Linked DNA regions of Homo sapiens: all the other regions are linked to region 3. A link is a loop called in an ENCODE intact Hi-C map of the cell type or tissue named here. Cell type or tissue: OCI-LY7. All regions are shown on one strand.

What was found. Hi-C counts contacts between places; a loop is a spot of excess contacts. Peaks named below come from ENCODE experiments on the same cell type or tissue, not always from the same donor. Only the 100,000 strongest peaks of a DNase experiment are listed, where the experiment ranks them.
Region 1: a loop joins it to region 3, with 4 times the contacts of the local background. A loop is called at or near these places in 2 of 110 quality-filtered maps.
Region 2: it touches region 3 in a loop (5-fold over the local background); 10 of 110 quality-filtered maps call a loop at or near these places.

What each region holds. Positions count from the first base shown.
Region 1 is chr5:124,030,653-124,038,652 of GRCh38, forward strand. No RefSeq gene overlaps it. Among named protein-coding and RNA genes, the nearest start is that of LINC01170, 400 kb to the right of the region's middle. RefSeq lists an enhancer at 4,637-4,686. In OCI-LY7, no CTCF peak of the experiment used is centred here; a DNase peak (open chromatin) is centred at 4,479; H3K4me3 peaks cover 2,164 bases; H3K27ac peaks cover 3,695 bases.
Region 2 is chr5:123,933,705-123,941,704 of GRCh38, forward strand. No RefSeq gene overlaps it. Among named protein-coding and RNA genes, the nearest start is that of CSNK1G3, 430 kb to the left of the region's middle. In OCI-LY7, a CTCF peak has its summit at 3,675 (motif pointing right); a DNase peak (open chromatin) is centred at 3,697.
Region 3 is chr5:124,734,707-124,742,706 of GRCh38, forward strand. The region is part of intron 2 of ZNF608 (zinc finger protein 608); the gene reads right to left. Among named protein-coding and RNA genes, the nearest start is that of ZNF608, 7.9 kb to the right of the region's middle. RefSeq lists enhancers at 2,724-3,333, 3,942-4,549, 7,447-8,000. In OCI-LY7, CTCF peaks have their summits at 4,800 (motif pointing right) and 6,910; DNase peaks (open chromatin) are centred at 685, 6,355, 6,655, 7,275 and 3 weaker places; H3K4me3 peaks cover 7,941 bases; H3K27ac peaks cover 7,768 bases.

The sequences.
Region 1 (8,000 bases), 700 kb before region 3:
AAAGTCTTAGGTGCTCACAAGTTGACCAGTAACTGTCAGGAAAATAAATAACGTGCCGATATCTGACAGTATAAGAAGAAAGAAAGGAAATTAAGTTTTTATTAAAAGAGATAACAGAAATGTTATCAGTCAGGCAGTTTCCTATTGCCTGCTGGGTCTAGTAATGAGGATTCCCAGTTCTGTAAAGGATAAGCTGTCAGAAAAGGCCTATGGATGCACAGTAAGAGTTTCATCGAAGCTTCATTCCACTGCAGATCTTACTCTTATGAAACATTTATTTAAAATACTCTAAACAATTAATATGAAAATTTAAAAAATTATATATACTTTGCTTAACTTGGGGCCTTCAGCTAGATTTTTCTGCTTTAAGTCCTAGAGCATGATGAATTAGAAACATGTATTCAAAAGGAAAAATATTTCATATAACAAATTTATACACAAAAGAATGAAGCTAAAAGTTCTGGCTGAGATTAATGTTTATTACAAGAAATTCAAAGTACTATTTCCCTGATTTCTTCTCATTAGGACTTATGTATCCATTTATTATGATATTGAGCAACTCAAAAAGAGAAAAACACATCAAAAAATTGAAAGTTATATTAAAGTTAAAAAAAAAAAGAAAAAAACCCTGACAATCTCTCCTATAAGATCAGTTCACGTTGCCTGTCAAAGTTTGCTAAACAATCAACTTGTTGAATTAGGCAATGTTTTCACCCCATATGATACCCACACCTCAAAAAGCTTTTATTTATTTTATTTTTATTTATTTATTATTTTTTTTGAGACTGAGTTTTGCTCCTGTTGCCCAGGTGTAGTGGCGTGACCTCATCTCACTGTAACCGCTGCCTCCTGGATTCAAGAGATTCTCCTGTCTCAGCCTCCTCAGTAGCTGGGATTACTGGCATGTGCCACTACGCCCAGCCAATTTTTTGTGTTTTTAGTAGAGACAGGGTTTCATTATGTTGGCCAGGCTGGTCTCGAACTCCTGACCTCAGGTCATCCACCTGCCTCAGCCTCCCAAAGTGCAGATTACAGGCGTGAGCCACTACACCCGGCCTCAAAACCCTTTTAAATGTTAAAAATTATGAATGGTCCAAATAATTGAGTATGGAACAAAAGAGAAGATGAAAGAGAGGCTTGATTCAAATGAGTTATACATCTTTATTAGCACAAATTAAAGTTCTTCATATGTACCAACTTCCTCCAGAACACTAAATTGGGAACAACAAACAAGTCCCAGAGAGCGTCTTTTCACACTTCCTAATCTTGGTTTGAACAGTTCCTGGGTTGCATTGAAAATTGATTTTGTTTTCTAAGTAGGTTTTCAAATTCAGATATTCTGAACAGTGGTTGACTGATTGCATGATTCATGGTGGCAAACCCTTCAGTGCTGGTGAAGTGGGAAGATCCGCAGATGTCAGGGCAGTCGGGGTACAAGTGTGGATACTCCAATTTTTAATTTAATGGGTTATTTTGGTGTGGAAATGGCTGAAGCTTGAGTGAGGAATGAGAGAAAATAATTATCTGAGGCATGAGAGCTGAGTAGAGTTGTTCTTGATTTTAAAGTTATTTTTGCAGAACCAAAAAACACACTACATATTCTTTTAAAAATTATTTCTAATTTCTGAATTTATTTTAAAAATTTTCAGAAAGGAATGCAACTTAAATAGCATTTGTATTGCCCTAAAAATCTTTGGGGGAACAAAAAATGATATAAATAAGCAAGTTTAGTTACTACTACATGTGTATTCTTTATTGACATATAGTACTTAAAATCCAGACTGTCCCAGAACATCTGCAGACCATTTTATACATTCCACAGGAAACCTTTGGGCACGAATTATTAAAATTTCTGAAGAAGGAGGTGAAATACAGAAAACTAAGATATTTAAATATGTCTCAAACAGGCCTTTGGTTAAAATGGCTCCATAATTTCACACTTAAACATATCACCTCTTTCTTTTCCAAAGACAGAGCAATGGCAGATAAAATCAATTAAGAGTAATTGAGCTCAAAAAAAACTATATAAACATCTACATGCACTAGAAGTGCAACAAAAACACAGACCAGTAATAAGCTGAAACTCAGAGCTTTCTGGTTCTTGGGGAGGTTGGCTAAAATCTTGGCTATTGAAAAGTTAACAGGGACTAGAAATGCCTAATCTAAGCTGGGAGGCACAATCCAGTCTTATTAATTGAAGCCAGGGACTCTCTTCAAACCCACCATGAAATGAGGCCAAAGAAAAGAGCTACTGACAACCAAGAAAATCAACAATGAGACCATCAATTTATTCCAAATAAAATTAATTTTAGAAAGCACTTTGACAGTCTTTAAAGTGAGGATACTTATGATGCTCATTTCATCTGTTTTCAAAGTGGAAAAGAAATTATAAAATAAGATGTGGAGAAATGAGGCATGAAAAATGTGAGCTATGTGAAAAAGCTTATTAGGAACCGTGAAAATAAAAAAAAAGAACTTAAAAAATCTTCTTAAGTTACAAAAAGGCTGAAATAAGCACAATTAGAGAATTAGTAAATTTTAAGAACTGGTGAATTCCCTCAAAAATGTATCATGAAGAGATGTAAAACAAAGAGCAGTTGAGAGCCAGAGGCACCGCCTTGCAAGTTCTCTGCATCATAGAAAAGTCGGGAACTACCGCCCCCAGAATCCCCTTTCCTCCATGATTTCAGGTTAATATTCACTGGTGAATGGCATTCACATGAAAATGTGGGGTGGAAGGGATGGGTAGGCATTATTCTCCTGAGACATTTGCACCCAGACATACGGACAGACATGAGATTCACATCAGCTTTCCCGGGAGCTCTTGAGGACCACCTGCTTCAGAACTTCAGGCTGAGATTATCAGGGGTGGCTCTTTTGATCTTCACCTCCCCAGTTCTTCACATGTAAGCCCCTAATGGTTATATTAAAACCACTTATACCCAGAGTGCAGAGAGAGCTTCTGTGTTCCTGAGCAAATACTGAATACATGCAGTTTGCATATGATAGTTATTTTATTATTTATTTTATTATATCCTCTCTTAGCCTTTTAAAAGATGAGAAAAAAAAGGCATACAGAATTAGCTGCTCCACATCACAATAAATAATCAGGGATTGATCCCTCAAGCCTATGCTGATCCTGATTAAATAGGAGTGTGTTGGGAAGAATGCTGAAGCTGTATGGGCACAGTGAGAACCAAGGTCATAATCTCCTGGCAATATTACTGACAATGCGTGGGTACAGGGCAGGGAGTGGTCATAAATGTATTTGTCAGTTGCATACTAAAATATCAAGGGAATAATAAAATGACAGCCCTGTTTTGGCCCTCTGTGACCCAGGTCTGTACACTAGAAAGTTACACTTGCATTGGGCAATTGTTTGGCCCTCTGCACAAATCAGGATCAAAACATAGTCTCTCATATGTTAAACATTATAAATTAACTACATCATGTTTCTTCTTTCACATTTTTAGACGTCTCCTAATCATTTTACTGCCCATTTAATACCTATAAACAGTAATCTTTCTAAAGGTTTTTATATTAACATATTCCTTTCTGGGCTTACTCAGACAAAACACCGGCTTTACTAAAAGCCCTTGGTCACTCAGTAAAATGTTATCATTCATCCCATGGTGCTGTGTAACCTTGCAGAGAAGCCTGCCTCATACATAAGATCAATAATAATTGTGATGTACCCTGTATGGGCAAGATTTGGTACTTCCTTTATGAAAGACTGAAAGACAGAAAAAAGAATAGTGTTACTGTTACTGGGCACATTTATTCTCGTTTTACAAGCACTATGCAATTTAATTTGGATTCAACTTCCCTATTCTATAATCTGCACTTCTTTCCGAATGCCAATAGGAAGGAAATGGCAAATCAGAAGAGTCTAGTAAGTGCGCATTTTAAACATAAGGCAGGAATTTTAGATCTACCATGTGTCAGATCTTTGTTCTTGGTTCATCAGGCCACAATTCATGCCAAATCATTTATCTTATTTTTATTTCAAGACTACAATTGATACACTATGAAGTGTAGCAGTTAGAGAAAATGATTAATAGGTCTCTTTAGCTGTTGATAAATGGTTGAGAACATAAAAATGGAACAAAAGAAACAACAACTATAGATTATAGAAATAGTGATCCTGATGTAGAATTGAAGTCTTTCATCTATTTCTGGGAAAGAGGGCAATAATCTAATGAGAATATTTCTCTATTTTCCCACTCTGAACTCCTTATTTACAAGTAGACATATTCTTAATTTGCTTTTTGATAATGTAAATCAGTACTATATTTTAGACTATGTTTTAGAAACTTTAAAAACTTCTTTCTATACGTGTCTAATTTGAGGCTGCCGGGTGATTTGGTTCAGCTAGGATGTGAGTTTTACTCAGTTCTCATTTCAAAAGCAGAACGTTCGGGCCACTATTTGTCAGGTGATTATGCTCTGCTTATGTTCATTCAGGTGGTCACTGAATTGCCTGCAATCTGCACCATTAATCAAGTTGCCTACTTGGTTGTTAAGGGAACTGAAAACCCCCGCTCAGCTATTTTTTCCAATCTGGTGTTTTTCATGGTTTCACCACTTTATCATGTTAGTTACTGAATTTCCCTATTTTGCATTCACTTGTTCACTCACATTAGAAAAATACATCAGTGTATGTATTTTAGTCTGCATAGAAATCTGGCAATGCCTTTTAAGTCGACCCTGATAAAAAGAATACTAAGAAAATTTTCATAGCAAGAGATGTAGCTGGTCTCCAAAAGATAGATTTAATTTACTAGCATGGGAAATAATAACAGAATCATTTTCTATTTACCAATCAAAACTATGTCCATGTATTTCCACTGTCATTATCTACTTTATATTTAGTGGAAATACTTAAGCAAATATTAATAATCAGTATAATATTCCTGAGGACTCTGACTCTGTCTTTAGAGATGAAATTAAGGAGAGAGCTGAGCAATTACCAAATGGGTTTTATCCACAAAGACAAGTCCTAGAAAAGCCTTGCTAAAGCGATGCCTTGCCCTCAATTTAAAAAATCTTTTCTGTAATCCATTTCACCCTGTTTTAAAAAATATTAATTAACTAATCCAACAAATATTTAATGGGCACTGATTTTGCTATAGGCTTTGGGGTATTTAAAAGATGAGAATACCCTCAGGAAGTTCTAGAAATGGGGAGTCCCCATAAGTTCGATCTCATACCCTCTCTTTAACCCCTGTCCACTTAATAAGTTTCAATATGGTGCCCCAGTATATCAGATGAAAAGAATTATAGCATTGAAAGTGTAATAACTATGTGAAAAATGGATGAAATAAGCTATATTAATTATGAAACACATTCATGATGTCTTCAACTAAGTCTAAAAAATGTGTACATTTTTCAAGATAGAAAAATAAATTCACAGTTTATGACTACAAGCTTTAGGAGAGATGGGTCACTATGCCATCCAATATGTATGTATTGTATCACATCCTAAGCTGTTTCTCCCTGTATATTCTAGTGAAGCAGAGAAGCTAAACAGCCATGACAAGTACAAGGACAGGTTATCACATGTGCACATAGGAAGGGCAACTAGCCAGCAACACGTCTATCAGAGATTCTTTATTTCAGCAGGAATGTCCTCTGAATTATCACCTGTTTTTCCTAATAAAGAGACTAGGTCCCTAGAAGGTGACAGTGGCAAGAGATAAACTGTAGGTGTTCATTTACTGAATGTTTTCTCATTATACGTTTGTTTATTGGACATACATTCAGTAATCTCTCAGGTGCCAGGTTTTGCATCAGCATCTGTGATGTTACTATGTCTTCTAGAAAGAAAATAAAAATCCCAGAAAGAGCTTCAGATTCATTATCTTGTCCTCTACCCAGTGAGCTATCCAAAGTTTTGTAACTTTTGTTTAAAAAAGCCTTATGTCTGCTGGGAGTGAGTTTTCCAAATTTTCTGTGGGGAAAACCTTCCCATTATGAAAATTATTCTTCAAAGAAATTAAACTAGTTCTTTCTGTCTTGCAAGCCATTGTTAAAGAAATAAAGAAAACTCTAAGCCTAAGGCAAGCCCTAGATAACACCTAAAAATAGAGATTTTTTTGGCAAAAATAGAGATGTTTTTGGCATATTTAGAAGAAATTACAGAGAATATACTTCTTTGATCACCTTTCTTTGTTTCTACAGTGTTGGAAACTTGTAGAAACAAAAACCTACTTGAAAAACAAAACCTGTAAATGAGTTATTTCACTTAAAGGAAATGCAATTTTACCTAAAAGGAGTCTTTTTTTTTCCTTTCAGTGTAAGGCAAGAGTAATTTAATTTAGGAGGCTGTTAACCTCCAATGTAACAGATACATAAATCATATTAAAACCACCTTGGAATTTGTAGTGAGCAATGAAATAGATCCCAAGACCAATAAAAGAACTCAGCTAAGTGACTTATCTAAAATGTACACCAGGTAGCAAAGAAGAGGATTCAGGTTTAATTTAAAAGCAAATATCCAGTTTCCTTTTCCTATTTTTCTATATTTTCCTCTTCACTAAGATATAGTTTCAAAGTAATATTCTTGTTCTTTTTCATTATGCTTTCTTTCCTTTTATTTTTTCTTTCTCTTTTTCAGGCTGAGTTTGATGTAAGTTTGGAAGCTACTAAAAAGGGCTTAGGTCCATTTAAAAATTAAAACCAACTCTGCTTCTCAATTGTTTGATTAAAAATTTTGCCTGATTTAAGTTCACAAAATACTAATAGTATTTTTTGTATGATTATATTATACCAATTGTGTCATCTCAAATTAAAATTTTAAAATGCTATTTTAACATTTCATATAAAAGGAAATAAATTTAAGATTTGGAAACTTGACCAGAATACATGTAATACACATAATAAGAAATTATTCCTTGCAAGTCAAGGTGACATTCTGCCCCTAAAAAATTTTAAATAATTTACTTCATGTGAAAATAATGTAAAGAGTATACATTCCATAAGATACAGAGTAATCAAATACTGCATAACTTTGGTATCTCTCTTTCTCTCTTGATTTTTGCTATGTATCACTAGTAACGATATGTTTGTCAATGGAGCAAAATAAGTTTTAGGAATGATAGTACTAAATTAACATAGCCACTGGACATCTGCTTTTTATAATCTTGATGTCCTACATTATTAAGTTATCAATCTCTGAAATACAGTACTGTTGTCTGTTGCTAACAAAAAGAATATTGTACCAGAAAAGGGAGCATTAAACTATCCCAATAATTGGCATTTCAATAGCCAAAAAAATGCCTCTTGAATTTGCTTCTTACAGGTCTGAACATACTATAGTCTGGCATGAATTGACCCAGGAGTATCCTTGCAGTGTTGAGGTCTCTTCTGTTTACAAAATCTAAAACTGTAGAAAAAGAGCCAACTGGCTTGAAGGGGCAGCCATTGCTTCTATAGCTATGTCTTTGTGTCTTTATTCAGTCTTAATGCCTTTACAGAAAATAGTCCAATTTGGGACCTACAACTACAATAGTCCAATATGGGGCCTACAACTAGTTCCTGACCTCAGTCAAAGCAAATAAAATGTGTTTATTTACCAAAAAGACTTTTACTACTTGTATAAAATGCCCCCTTTGGGAAATAGGTACTGGGTAGATTGTTGAAAGTGAAGATGAATTAGTTTACTTTGGGACAGAATGTAGAGAATAAGATATGATGGCATATATTAGCCTTGGTAAAATCCCAGAGGAAAAGGACACAAAGAAGGGAGTGAAGCAGGAAGGCAGGGAAAGCAATAACAGGGATGGAACTATTATCTACCTGGCCACCCTGATAATAGTTACAGCTGATCACTGGAACATAACGGAGGTTCTGAGAGGCCACAAAACTATTGTGCCTCATGACAGTCTGTCTGTGGGAAAAGAGGAAAAGAACGTACATGTTGGTTTATTTTCATTCACTATTTATCGCTATATCCATATACTTCTCAATTTGTCACGAACTGCTGTAGTGTAGCTAGCATC
Region 2 (8,000 bases), 800 kb before region 3:
ACTTTCTGTCTCGTTGATCTGTCTAATGTTGACAGTGGGGTGTTAAAGTCTCCCATTATTAATGTGTGGGAGTCTAAGTCTCTTTGTAGGTCACTCAGGACTTGCTTTCTGAATCTGGGTGCTCCTGTATTGGGTGCATATATATTTAGGATAGTTAGCTCTTCTTGTTGAATTGATCCCTTTACCATTATGTAATGGCCTTCTTTGTCTCTTTTGATCTTTGTTGGTTTAAAGTTTGTTTTATCAGAGACTAGGATTGCAACCTCTACCCCACGGAGTCTCGCTAATTGCTAGCACAGCAGTCTGAGATCAAACTGCAAGGGGTCAGCGAGGCTGGGGGAGGGGCGCCCGCCATTGCCCAGGCTTGCTTAGGTAAACAAAGCAGCCGGGAAGTTCGAACTGGGTGGAGCCCACCACAGCTCAAGGAGGCCTGCCTGCCTCTGTAGGCTCCACCTCTGGGGGCAGGGCACAGACAAACAAAAAGACAGCAGTAACCTCTGTAGACTTAAATGTCCCTGTCTGACAGCTTTGAAGAGAGCAGTGGTTCTCCCAGCACACAGCTGGAGATCTGAGAACGGGCAGACTGCCTCCTCAAATGGGTCCCTGACCCCCTGACCCCCGAGCAGCCTAACTGGGAGGCACCCCCCAGCAGGGGCACACTGACACCTCACACGACAGGGTGTTCCAACAGACCTGCAGCTGAGGGTCCTGTCTGTTAGAAGGAAAACTAACAAACAGAAAGGACATCCACACCAAAACCCCATCTGTACATCACCATCATCAAAGACCAAAAGTAGATAAAACCACAAAGATGGGGAAAAAACAGAACAGAAAAACTGGAAACTCTAAAAAGCAGAGCGCCTCTCCTCCTCCAAAGGAACACAGTTCCTCACCAGCAACGGAACAAAGCTGGATGGAGAATGACTTTGATGAGCTGAGAGAAGAGGGCTTCAGACGATCAAATTATTCTGAGCTACGGGAGGACATTCAAACCAAAGGCAAAGAAGTTGAAAACTTTGAAAAAAATTTAGAAGAATGTATAACTAGAATAACCAATACAGAGAAGTGCTTAAAGGAGCTGATGGAGCTGAAAACCAAGGCTCGAGAACTACGTGAAGAATACAGAAGCCTCAGGAGCCGATGCGATCAACTGGAAGAAAGGGTATCAGCAATGGAAGATGAAATGAATGAAATGAAGCGAGAAGGGAAGTTTAGAGAAAGAAGAATAAAAAGAAATGAGCAAAGCCTCCAAGAAATATGGGACTATGTGAAAAGACCAAATCTACGTCTGATTGGTATACCTGAAAGTGATGGGGAGAATGGAACCAAGTTGGAAAACACTCTGCAGGATATTATCCAGGAGAACTTCCCCAATCTAGCAAGGCAGGCCAACATTAAGTTTCAGAAAATACAGAGAACGCCACAAAGATACTCCTCGAGAAGAGCAACTCCAAGACACATAATTGTCAGATTCACCAAAGTTGAAATGAAGGAAAAAATATTAAGGGCAGCCAGAGAGAAAGGTCGGGTTACCCTCAAAGGGAAGCCCATCAGACTAACAGCGGATCTCTCGGCAGAAACCCTACAAGCCAGAAGAGAGTGGGGGCCAATATTCAACATTCTTAAAGAAAAGAATTTTCAACCCAGAATTTCATATCCAGCCAAACTAAGCTTCATAAGCGAAGGAGAAATAAAATACTTTACAGACAAGCAAATGCTGAGAGATTTTGTCACCACCAGGCCTGCCCTAAAAGAGCTCCTGAAGGAAGCACTAAACATGGAAAGGAACAACCGGTACCAGCCGCTGCAAAATCATGCCAAAATGTAAAGACCATCAAGACTAGGAAGAAACTGCATCAACTAACGAGCAAAATAACCAGGTAACAACATAATGACAGGATCAAATTCACACATAACAATATTAACTTTAAATGTAAATGGACTAAATGCTCCAATTAAAAGACACAGACTGGCAAATTGGATAAAGAGTCAAGACCCATCAGTGTGTTGTATTCAGGAAACCCATCTCACGTGCAGAGACACACATAGGCTCAAAATAAAAGGATGGAGGAAGATCTACCAAGCAAATGGAAAACAAAAAAAGGCAGGGGTTGCAATCCTAGGAGCCATTTTAAGCCACAAAAGAAGGAAAATTATCATAGAAACCAGTTAAGGTTGTCAAGAGGTACTGCCTCTCTTCCTCTTGGGAACGATGTTTTCCCTACTTCTTTGCCTTCATTTTTTTCTCTTTTTCTTTTAGTCCTACTCTAGGAGCTATATTGCTCATCTCCAAATTTCTCTGCTGCCTACAGAGCTGCTTGCTTCTCCGCTGTGGTTAGGGTTTGACTTAGGAGCAGCATAACATCCTGTCATGTCAAATACCTGAGTTAAATTTTGGAAGCTTCTATATACCTATCAGGGTCGTTAGAAATTGGTCTAAGTCTCCCTTTATTTGCCTAAGGTCCTGTAATAAGAAGGAAACTTGAGAGGGCCCCAAATAAGGGGGATCCTCAGATTGTTGCCCTGGCAGATGCTTCTCTAACTTTGGAGAATCATTCTCTGTAGGCCTGCCTGATAGGACTACTGAAACAGCTAGGTTGATTTTGTAATGCTTGCCAAAGTCTGGGTTGTCTCTCAGACCTTGGCAAGCAACACTGGGTTGTGTAAAAAAAAGTGCAAACAACAACAACAACAACAACAACAAAACCTGTACAGAAGTCACCTTGGGCCATTTGCCTTCCTGTCTGCAAAAAAGATCTAATTGTTGGATAATATTAAAATTAAGGCTCCTTTCCACAGGCCAAGCTGGTTCAAGAGGATAAGAAGACCATGCCCTTGTCCGAAAGAAAATGAGCCGCTTTTTCTCTAAAGTTTCAGGGTGAAAGGAGTTGCAGTGCTTCAGAATGCACTCCAGGGGAGTGTAGGCTGAAGATGATACCCAGCTAGAAACAGAAGTGAGAAAAATTCATCTCGTTAGTCTCCTTCCTTTTGGTGTGACCTGGGATGGAGAGGAAGACAGTGGGGGCATCCCCCCTGCTGTTTTCTCCCCATGGTTCCTGGGTCCTGGCACCTTGTTGAACATGTGACTCATGGTGGCAGGTGTGACCCCCCCCAGCCATGGAACCAGAGGAACTAAGCCATTGGGGTTAGTCGCGCTCACCCAACTGGCTCTAGTTCTCTGCCTGTGATTTCTCTGACTTCCTAGACTTTTGTGACCTGCCTGGCTCCCTGAAAAATGGATCTCAAGAAAAGCTACATAATAGTTGGTCAAGGCCCCTTTAATGAAGGGGGTGTGCTAGATTGAACTCTATATCCTGCTATTATGGCCTGTGCTGAAGTGTTTACTCTTAGAGAATGGTTCCGGTTAACTTCTGAACTTAAAATCTCCTTTCTAATTAAGTGCCACTCTAAATAGAAGCAGAATAAGTGCCTTAAAAGAATGTAGCAACCAAATGACCATTTTCCTTCTGATGGGACAGTATTGAGACTAAAATTTGGCTTTGGAGGGAATTTTACCCCTAATCGTTGAAGGCCGAATTTTCCCATTTACAGAAGCAGCACGAAGCCTGGTTTTTAGTAGAGAGGCGCAAAAAGGGAAGAGAATTGGGAAGCAAGGGTGTTTCAGTAAAGGACTGACAATGTGCCTCATGGAGAGGATCTCTATTCCACTAGGTGGTGCTGTTGACCTTGAAACACCATGTGCTCTCCAGACCAAGGGTGGAGAGAGACCTGGAAATGCCACGTGCTTTCCAGACCAAGGGCAAAGAGAGATGCTCAGTGTCCAGGCGGCAGGGTGGGGGTTGGGGACGGTCTCTGTCCTTAGAAAATCACAAAGATGCCTTCCCCTGAGGTATATTTCCAGTTACTATTACATTCTTTGATCTTGCCAAACAAGATTACTTCCCTGAACTATAGAACTTCCCACACATTGCATACACAGAGAGGATAAGAGGTACGACGATTGCGGACAGAAAAGGAAGAAATTATGATAGGAAAGTGGGAGATCCTGTTGTTGACACCCCATTGGGGCGGTCAGAGGCTGGGGTGAGTCCAGAAGTCTTTGGATAACACTGGCGGGACCCCTGGCCAGAAATCCTCAGTTGCCACAGGACTTCTTCCAGTCCCACGTGACGGCTAAGTCCTTCATGAAAAGAAGCTGGTTTAAACATAGCCAATATGCCCAGCAACCCTTGGGTATTGGAGAATTCTCCATGTTCTTCCGAGCAAGCCTGTTCCCGAATCTTGTAAGGCTGGCATTCATGCTAATCATTTTTAAATGGCTGAAGGGATTCCAGTAATTGGTTTTATTTGGTTCTAAAATGAAGGCCAAAAGCCTCAGAATAAAAGGACAGAGTTGGAGTCCTCTCCTCTACTCTCATCATTTTGATGAATGTTATACATTGGTATCCCAGACGAGCCCCCATTTTGAAGTGGCTATGTTGTCTGGGGTGTGTATACACTGGGGTTTGTTGTCACGTGCCAGGAAAATTTAGGATATGGACACACATGAGGAGTTTAGGAGCAGAGGTTTAATGGGTAGGAGAGAAGACAAAGAGAAACAGCTTCCTCTATAGAGGAAGGGGTCTCCAAGCGGAAAAGACCAGCTGGTGGTGAATCCATCGAGTTTTATAGTCCAGTTTGAGGAAGTGGTGTCTGATTTACATAGAGCTCATAGATTGGTTTGATCAGATATGACGTTTGCATGGTGCGCAGGGAAGCCTAATCTTTTTATGCAACTGGGCTTTCCAGTTGATTAGCGCCATCTTGTCTGCTCCTTTACAGTACACCTGGCTGGCAAAGAAGGGAAGATGGAACCACCATCTTGAACATACCTAATCCTTAGTTCCTGCCAGCATCCACCTGTGCAAACTTCCAGCTTGCAGGGTGCTTTTTGTTAGAAAATGATTTGGGGCTGCTTTTCATTAAAAATAAAAGCCTTACTGAGGACTCCCATACCCTTGCTCTCTGCCTAAGTGATTTTTTCTTAACTCTTATATCAGTGATTTATTCTTTAAATGTAGGGGTGTGTGGCTTAACATTTGTCTAGTATGCCCTTTGGTCCTGTTTTTAATTTGATATCTTATTGCCCCAAAAAGTCTGTTCTTTCAGCCATACAATCTCTATTTTTAACATGAATGCTGGTCAGTTGTGTCTAAACTCAAAAAGGGAGAAGGTATAATGAGATATGTCTGACCTGCTGTCCTGTCACGGCTGGGAACTCAGTGTTAAGGTTTTTTTGGAGTTTCCTTGGCCACAGGGCGTCCCTTCAGTCAGTGGGGGGCTTAGTATTTTACGTTTATAGGCATTAGAAGTTCATTACAATTTTAGCTGGTTTGTCTTTACCTTCATCTGCGGTGGATTTCTTCTTGTCCTACAGCTCTTCCAAAGCTAAAAACCCCCAAAGTTTTTCTCTCCTCAGATGAGCTTATCATGATTAAAATTTACCTCATTTAGATATCTTTGTGCCTTGGGCTTTGTGATTTTAAAAACTAAAACAAAACAAAACTAGAATCTTATTGCTTATCCAGCTTGTTCTCATTATTAGGATAGTAGCAACAGTCTTTTTGTGGCTTTCTACATCTTAATTGGTAGTAGAGTGACCCCACTGGAATTTTCCTGGGAAACTAGTGTTAAGCTAATTAATAATTTTGGCAAAAATTGATAACTCAAAGTATCCAAACTTACCATCCTGAAACATACTCTAACTCTCCACTTAAATGTTTATATAGTTTGACCTGGGTCCTAGTTTTAGCCATTGATCCTAATAATTTTTTCTTAAAGAGTAGTTAAAGATAAGAATGTTTGAATATAGCAGCATTTTTGTTATGTGTAAAACTGAAAAAGCCTAAATGTGTAATAATATGAATGATTTAATACATTACAATTCTTTCCTGTGTTGAATTTTTTTAGTGAAGAAAAATCACATTTTTGACGCCTGTATAACAACATGGAAAAAGTTCAGGTTTTATTTTTTCAAAACATACTTATTGAGAATTTGTTAAATTTCAAATATCATAGCAAGGGCTAACTATGCCTAGATAAATAAAATATACAATGTTTCTGTCTGGATTGAGTTTATAATCTGGTGGAAGAGATAAAGAAGCAAACAAATATAAAATCATAAACCTTGATGTAATACCAAGTAAATGAAAGGGATGATATTTCTAATATCAATCTGTTAGAAACATAAAACCAAATTAATTAGAAAGATGCGGTCATATAACAAGTGGAAAGAAAAACAGTTCAGGCAGTGGGAACAGCATGTGAAGACCCTAGAAAGAGCTAGAGCTGCATATATGGTTTTTGGATTAATGGAAGGTTGCAGGACTAAAAAAAACACATTCAGCAAATAGGGGAGTCAGGACGTAGAAGACTGAATAGAAGTCAGAGATCTGTCCATTCACTGCTTTGCAAGGCTTCAAAGGCAAGGGGTTTAGATTTGTTTCGTAGTGAAAGTGTTTCTCATGTAAGTGTTTGAACTGATTTTAAACACAATCTGGTTTATGTTGTTGCAAAAATAAAAAGTCTTTTGAGTGGAGAATTGATGAAAGAGAGGCATAAGTAAGAAGACTAGACAAGAGGCTACCTGGTAGTCCAGGTGAGAAAGAAAAGTGGCATAAATAGATTGCAGTTTCTTTCATAAACGGCGTCAATATCTGAGACATGTTTTGGAAGTAGAATGGCTAGGATTTTCTAATAATTTGGATGGGGGCATGAAAAGAGAAGTCAGGGTTGATTTCCAGGTTTGTGGCTTAAGGAGAAAATAGGTGGAAAGTGATACTAATTTCTGAGATAAGGGAGATGAAGAGATAGAAAGTGTAGGAAATGGGATGCTTTAAATCAAGTCCTTTGTTTTAGATATGTTGATCTTCATATCCATGTGGGGCTGCCAGCCAGGAAGTTGGATTTGAAGCTGATGGGGAGGTTTAAGCTGAGGCTAATTTAGGAAGCTGTCAGCACATATTTTTAAGTGAGAAAAAGCAAAGCATAATAAAGTATGTATTTTGTGATCTCAATTATAGTGAAGCATATGCAACTATATGCAAAATACAATGTTATTGGCAGTTGTCTATGGGGGTGGAATTATGATTGGATTTCCTTCTTTCTTTGTGACCTTCAATATTTACTGAATATATAAACAAATATTACTTTAAAGGTAATTTATTAGAAGTATTCAGGAGTACAATATAGTCTCTGAGACTCTAGGAATAGCTACTGCTTCCTTCTTTCTTATGATTTCCTTGACCCTCTCTGCATATTGATTTCTCTCCTCCACTCAAAACATTGGGTTTCAATAAGAAAAAAAGCCATCTAAAATACTGTAATAGTCTTTTATTATTTGGTGGTTAGTGTTATAGAAGAGAAACTGAAGTCTTTGTACTTTCTTTTCAATCTACAAACATATATAATAATTCTTGGTATTTGGCTATTATTTTTTCTGTTATTGTTGAATATTTTCAATATGCATTTTCAGAATTTAAAATTTTTTTTACCAATAAATTATTTTCTATTTTTTTTAGAAGTACTAAACTTCATGCCAAAGGATTTATCTATTGAGTATATATGTACACCTCCCACCAACACACACATTGGTCTTCTTTTTGAGCTTCCTTTAATGTCTTTCATCTTTTCTTTAGTTATTTCATTGCCTTTCCTTTTTTTGTGTCTTTTGTATAAGACTTGCCTTTTTGGGAGGTTCCAAGATGACTGAATAGGAACAGCTCCTGTCTACAGCTCCCAGCATGAGTGACACAGAAGATGGGTGATTTTTGCATTTCCAACTGAGGTACCGGGCTCATCTCATTGGGGCTTGTCGGACAGTGGGTGCAGCCCACAGAGCATGAGCTGAAGCAGGGTGGGGAATCACCTCAACTGGGAAGCACAAGGGGTTGAGGAATTCCCTTTCCTAGCCAAGGGAAGCCGTGACAGGCAGTACCTGGAAAATTGGGACACTCCCACCCTAATACTGTGTTTTTCCAACAGTCTTAGCAAATGGCACA
Region 3 (8,000 bases):
TTCGTTTATTTGGGTTTACAGCTTTTGAATATTGAATGAAAGAATTTAAACGTGTGGAACAAAAGTCTTTGTGTTTTGGCCAAAGTATACTTAAACTATATTTAGAAGGAAATGTGTCTGTATATTTCTCTTTTATTAAAACACTGCATAGGGACCGTTCCTTAGCCAAACATCCTTGTTTTATTTTAGAAATACTACAAAATTTATTTGCATTACTTAAACATATGCAATACATTTTGGGAAATCTTGAAAAGATGGAAAAGTCTTATTAAGTGATGGGGGGCAACCATAGTTGCTTTGTTTTGTTTTAATGTACCCAGTATATTCGGCTTTCGGGAAAAAATGCAAATCCTGGAAGTCATTCCAAACAGTTGGAAACTCTTCCTCTTAAAGTAAATCCAAGGGCTCAAAAAATAAATATTCAAGAGCATTAATTTGTTTCTAGATGTGTGCGTGCAAGTAAAACAGCAGTCATAATGTGGAAATTTCAGTCACATTTTGCAACTAATTGGAAGCAGATTAGAATTCTGCCTCAGGGGAACGTTGTCAAACTAGAAGCTGGAGCAAATGAAGAAAGAGGTGAAGGCGTCGTGAAGAGCTGACAGATTTACAGCGCTCAGGGCCATAAACGGGTCCCTGGCGGGAAGAAGGGCGCGTTCCCGGCTGCACGCCCCCGCCGCCCCGTCGGGAACGCGCAGCCCCGGGCCCGAGGTGCCAGCGGCCACGCCCCCAGGAGCCCAGGGCCCTCCATCTGCTCCCATAGCGAAAACAATAAAGGGACCTGCTGAAGAAACCAGTGCGACTGATAAGATAGAAAACCTGCACACTGATAAACTGGAGGATGCAAAAGTCAAAGGGAGAGAAGGCTTCTTTATTTTAAGAATGGGGGAAGGGGAGAGCAAAAGAAAGCAGATTGTGGAGGATAATACAGCAATGGAGTAATGTTTGGAAACAGCTGCTCCCTTTCTACTTCAGTGTCTGGCATCTGCTGCGGCATCATGGGAAAGGCTGGTGAAAGATTTGGGCAGGGAATGTAAATGGAGACAATTGACCAAATGGAGTTGGATGCGGAGAGGCTCAACTGCTCTGTTTTAACATCATGTTGCTCCCTTTTGGGGGCAGAAACAAACAATATTACTTAACTCAAATTACACCTTTAGAGAAGTTTAAAAATTTGGGAATACGAATCGCTTTTCAATTACTGAAGATGTCAAACGATACAAGGGGATAAAATCTAGCTGCAGCCTCCACTTCTCAAAATGTTGAGCTCATCTTCCACACAACTTCACAGAAAAGCTAAAAGGAAGTAGTTTCCTCTGTGTTTCACTTATTTTGAAAAAAAAAAAACATGTTTAATCACCACTGCTTACTTCTTAACTGGCTCAAGGGATAGTTTCTATTTGTTGTGCCTATTTTCCCCTTCGTTGCAAAGATTCAGCTCTAATTTCATTTCCATCACAAAAGAATTGGCAAATAACTAAAGCACGGGAACACATAACTAAAGTGCGGCTGTGCTAGTCATAAGCCTATAATAAAGCACAGATTTGATAGCATTATCCATGTACTGTGGTGAACCACACACAAATAAACAGTTCTCCATGAAGAATGAAAACCCAAGGCTTCAACCCTTCCAGTTCAAACATTTTTGTTGTTTTTAACATGAGCCATCCATAAAATCAGCCAAGGAAGTGACAGGAAATCCAGAAGTAAACTGGTCTGGCTATGCACGCTTTGGAAAAAAAAGTTAGAAGATGCTTTCCAACTCATCCTGATGATGTGTGAGGTGAATAATGGATAAAACTGTAAAATCTAGGTACAAAAACAAAAGGTACTTTTATGCCAGCTGAATCCAAACACATGATGAGTGTAGTTTAAAAAAAAAAAAGTACATTTCCTCCAGCATGGGGAAAATTTTCTAACCTAACTAGGAACAACTTAGACACAACCTTTGAACCTTCAGTGACTAATGCGAAGGACAAAAAGGTATACCAAAAGCGGCCAGAGGGCCAGATGTGCTTTTCCTAAGAAACTAAACCAGGAGTTTTCTTTAATCAAAAGGACAAACAGTGACTTCCAGGAGTTTATGAAAGTGTGACCAATTGGAACTTTGTCGTCTGTTGCTAATTGAGGCATATAAAAGAGTCCACTTCTTAAAACATACTACTAACACTTTTTTTAAAAATTCTCTGCCACATGACAAAAACCAGAATCGAGTTGACTGGTAGAAGATCAGTGCAACCAAAGACCAAGCTATTATTTCAAACTGTCAGGGGAAGGCAGTAAAATTGCTACCAGGTCTCCTTAAGTTACCCTTCAATGAAAAGAAGCCATCAGGGAAATAAGAGGAAAAGAAAACACATCAAAACCTTAAAAGTCCCTTTAAGTAAAATTATACGTCTGTGGCACCATGCCATCTGCTCTCTGGTTAGCATAATAAGCCAATTCCACAACCTAAATATCTGCTTTCTGAAATCATTATGTACAACACAAAATATAATCAATATATTTTTACTTGCTTTTTAAACTGTAAAAGCTACATTCATGTGGCATTATTGGAATATGCCTAAATGTCCCTGCAGACACATTTTTCTTAAGGTGCTAGCTGACAATGAGGATTCCCAGGAGGCAGAAAGCTCAGTAGTTGGGTTGGAATAGTCACAGTGAATGATATTCAAACTAGGTCGGGGGGTGGAAATGAGAAAGAAGAGTAAGTGGCTTTGAAAAATCCACAGAAGTATTTGTTCATCATTTCAAACCTATTTGTTCTAACCGAAACACCTTTTCCTTTGAGTTCTTTATTACAGTTACAATATATACCTTTAAGTTTTCATTTAGTTTCACTGGGGGGAAAAGCCTTCTGAATACCAGATGGGATCCCTGTGGTTCAAGGCCCACAGACCTAGCAAAATATAAGTATTTGCTTTGTGATCATTTCAGTTCTTAAGGCAAAACCCATCATCTTTTCTACTACATTCCCAAAGGTATTTCCAAGAAAAATTTAGCAAATATGCAAAATTCAGCTTTAGGAGCAAAGTCTCACTTTGGATATGCAAGAGGTTGCATATCCTTTGAGCTCTCAAAATAACATTACAAACAGCCCAACTGCTGGTCAATCAACTATGAATAGTTTAACAACCTTTCATTCAGTTGCAAAGGCTTTGTTCCCATTGCCAAAACCTTGAGCTTAAATTAAAAAGAACTTGTGACAGGGAGCAAGTAGTCACTAGTGAAACTGCAGTTGGGAGAAAGAATTAGACACAGAGGGAGAGGTCCATATATTCTGCAACAGAGTGGAACGTAAAACCAACAGTGAACATTTTTTAAAGAATAAAACCCATACTAACTAAATACTCCCAATCCAACATCTGTATATGCAGTTACAACATTTATATACACACACCTATGACATACCAGTTACAGGGCACCAATATCATACACATATTACTTACTCTCTAATGACAGTCTAAGTCATCACTGAGGCAGGGAGCTCACCTGTTCTCCATCCCTTTAATCTTCAATGACTACATTAGGAGAGTATTATGATCATTTATCAACAAGAATCCTAGCGAAGAAGGGTTATTTTCCCTAAGATGTTGCTAACAAGGATAGCCCAGTATTTCCTTAGTTCTGACTTCCATATAACACAGGAATGTAATACAAGTAATTTAGGAATAAAGTGTTTTGTATTCAAGCAAAACCCTTGATGTTCAGATTGCTGGCAAGTTCAGAGTGCTGGCAATCAAAACTATGTTGTGCTGCAGTAATTACTATGAAAAACTTCCAGTGCTTAATATTAAAGAATAGAATAACATGATCCTGCCACCTCTTCTACACCTCTAGAGTGTGTTCAATGTGGCAATTATCTTCCTTCAAGAAGCAGAGAGTTTAAACTGCATTGAAACTCAATTATACTCATGACTTTTGAAAACATACACTCCAAGTCAGGTTTCATCACATTCAAATCACTGCACAATATCTTATGAAACAGATTTTATCCCCCTCCCACAAGACATCTTCAAGCATAAAAATGACTTATTTTCAGCTCTGTACCCACTTTTCACTTTATTAAAGTAGAGGGATGGCTGAGCAATGCTGAAAGACAAAGAAGGATCTCAACTGATAAAAACAATTCAACGTGCAGCTCTCCCACACGTCATTACCCAGGCAGCCTAGAGCTGCCACCACGTTAAAAAACCAGATCACACACTTGTTAACAAAAAACACATTACTTTGCTACTTTTAAGAATGCAAAGAACTAGGAGTAGTAGATTTATGATTTAAGTGCTTGTGGCTAAAATAGCTTTCCAATTATCAAGGGCCTCTTAGGAAGAGCAAGAATGCATTATGTGTTAATGACCACAACCAGGGGTCCCTTTCTCGACTCTTTTGTCAGAACCCAAGCAGATCCTCCCCGCAGCTTCACCATTAACATGTCTGTTTCCTGTCAGGCCACTCAGAGATAATGTCATTTATCTCAGGGAGGCACAAGCCCAGTCATTAGCTTCAATAAAAGACCTCAAACAAAGGCCGGATAATGTTTTACCCAGGGCTCTAACTAAACCCAGAACCAAGATTCTTAGTGTCTAAAAGTCAAGGACTCAAAAGTTACCCTTCCTTAAAAGGATATTTTCCTCATTATCAACAATCCTAGATTACAGCTCTGAACAAGAGCAAGGTCTATGTATAGTAAACACCAGTCCACAGCAATATCACACACAATTAGATTAACTGATAAACGCTGACCAGAGTTGGCGTGAGAGCCTTTTCCCCTCCTTGCCTCCAGGGGGAAAATTGACAGAATAATTCAAGTACTGACTAAATAGTCAGATCTTTGGAAAAGCTGACCGCTCATTGTGATTGCCTGCAGGAACTGTATAACCATTATAAAGTGTTCAATGGCTGGGCTTCTGGAAATCTTTTAAATAAAAGTGGAACTGGTTAAAATAAATGCAGGAACATGTGTTTTCACAGTGTTGCTCATATTACTGCAATTTCAAGTTTCTATGAAGTACCAGGTGAACTTTTTTAAATTAAAAAAGAATACACGCGCACACACAGACACCGTCGAAACTGGAGCAAATCGCAGCCATTCAATCCCTCTTTTTCACGCTGAAAACGAAGAACAGATGGTACTTTCCATGTTGTTCGAATCTGGTTATTGAACACCTCTGTGGTTAGGGAGATTTCTGCTTAGCACTTTCGGCATACATTTCATTTACTAACTATAAAATGCTGCTTAGGAAAAATAAGTCTTTATAACAGTCTAATTAAAACCATCTTGCAGCCAAGCAATTTCACTTGAAGAGCATTCTTAACCTCACGACATTTGGACTATCAATCCCTCCCCCCACCGTTTTTTACAGACTATTTGCAAAGTTATTAAAAGTTGCAAAACATTATTTATCTCCTATAGGACAATCTTGATCAGTTATGCATATTCCTTCTCTCTCCAGCAAAGCAAACGGATTTCACACACCAAAGTCAGAATTCAGTGATGGGTCTGATTACACAAATACCTAAGTTCCATGTGTTCTTGGGGAAAGGGCAGCCCCCTCCCTCAAAAAGCCCTGTCACCCTGTGAGGAGGCCTATAGAAAAGTAAGGAGCTGGATCAATGCTGATTTGGACGCCACCCTTAGTTACCAACGTCTTTAACAGCTAAACCTCTTATGTAGCTTTCAAAACAGTTTGCTGTCCGACAACAATGGACTCTGTTCTTTAATTATAGCAAGTGACCCCTCTGCCCTTTTATTTCACAGTAGATACACTACACTCTAGGCAGAATTCATATGGGACACTATATTTGAAAAAAAAAAAAAGCATAATGTCCACAAAACTCATTAATCAAAATATGTTCTTAAACTGCTCACACTCACTTAGAAAATGTGCCAGAATTCCCTGGTGAAGTATAAAAAGGACTCTACAAAAGAATAAAATAAAATGAATGATATCCTTTATGGACAGGTCCATTTGTAGACACCACCTTTATGACCAGGGCCATCTTAATGAAAGCAATATGATATTACAGAAATAATTCTCTTCCCTGAATAGGTATTGAGACACAACTATATGACCTCTTGTGCCTTTCACTTCTGTTTAAGTATCAGCCACTTTTAGGATTTTTGAGTTTTTGTATATATTTTTGAATTTTCCAGAAATCAAATAAACCCATCAACTTTACATATAAACTGTTTATTTATAAAGCCCAGCTGAATGCCTCCCTATCTGATAAGTCAAAACTGTAAGATGGCTAGGAGGATACATAAAGAAGAGCTTCAATACAAGGCTATTATGCTTCACAAGAAAGGAGGGGAAGGTGGAGAGGCAGGTTTTAACAACCAAAAGCCAACCCATCAAATCTACTTATTCAGACATGTCACTGGTGGCTTAACCACAAAATGGGCTACAGAAATATAGCTCAAACATCTTAGAATTATGGCATGTTTTGATTTTGTTCACGTATTAAGGGAGTGGCGACTTTTACAACATACTTGTGGTTTCCACATAAAGGAGTAGAACACTCATTGATTTAATTAGGTTTCATAAGGTCCAATTTATCATGTTTTACATGACTTTGTGTAGTGAAGAAACAGAATAAACAGACCAAAAATAGACATTTAAGCATGCATGCTATGAAAATTAACCGGTGACAGCAAGTCTTATGAATCTCCTGTGAACCTTCCAACCAGAAAAAAAAAAAAAAAAAAAAAAAAATGCACACACACATACACTCCCCCCTTTGGTTTTCACATGTGGCCCCTCACGAGCCACATCTGATTGCTGAAAATTAATAATCTTCACTCTCCAGGCACTTACTCTTCACAAACTCAGATAATCAAGCCAGGCTGAAGGAAATTAAAACACTGTATAAAATGTCAAAAAACCTCAGTGTTGAAATATTTTTTCAGGTGAAGCTTCTGGTCCTACTAAATCTTTACTTTCTAAATAGGTATTCTCACATCAGTAGGAAGCATTTTCTAAATTGATGCCTAATTTGATGCAACCACTAGTTAGTGGAATTAGAGTTACTTTCCTGGGTGGCATTCATGCAAGGGAGTGCCATTTCTGTGTGCCAAGGATGAAAGCATTCTTAAGAGAAGTCATTCTCAGGGTGAAGTGGGGGTGGGGAGGAAAGCCTTAAGGAATAATGTTTGAGATCCTGAGCCAACGCCCAACTTGACAGAGAATGGCCAACACTACAGGATCCAAGCCCCTGGATCCAAGCCTTTGAGGGGCCCCTGTGCCAACTCCAGTGGCTAAGATTGGTGGCACAGCTTCCTCTGGTATAGGATCAGAAGTGAATCTAAATTGCAGTGTGCTTTCTTCCCTCCCCCACCCCAGATCCACCATGACTTGTTTGCTCTTCATTTATGTAATTCATATTTATCACATTTATACTGCTCTAACTGAAGATGAGTTGCATGTATATGAATAATTTAATTCTTCCATTCTTCACCCAGTTTCCTCTGTGACTGGAAAGTGAAAAGAACACACAAAAACTGGAGAAACGACACCACGCTCTAATCTCAGTTGCCATGACAGCAGCCTTTTAGATACTGAAATGTTCCGATTGCCAGCTAAACAAAATTGTTGAATGTGAACATTTGGCTGGAAGATTAAAAGGCTAAGGGGAATGCAAAAGGGCAGTACCTCCCACATTCCAAGCAGCCAGTGAATCCAATCAAATGGCTCTGACTCCTTAACCACAGCCATTGTGAGCACTGGATTAGGGCAATTCATCTAGATAGTTAAAGCAGATTAGAACTGCAATTTGAAGACTATTGGCAACAAAAGTAAATGCCCTACTGTACTAAGTAATAAGAAGATTTCAGAACACCTTTTAGCGGAAATAATGTGAAACTACACATTTAAATATAAGACTCAAAACCCGGAATTTTCAAAAATTCATTTATATTCATTAATGTACCTGACCAAGAGGATATGAATTTATAAGCGTTTGGAGGCATTTTGCAAATTTGGCATTATCTACACCTTAATGTG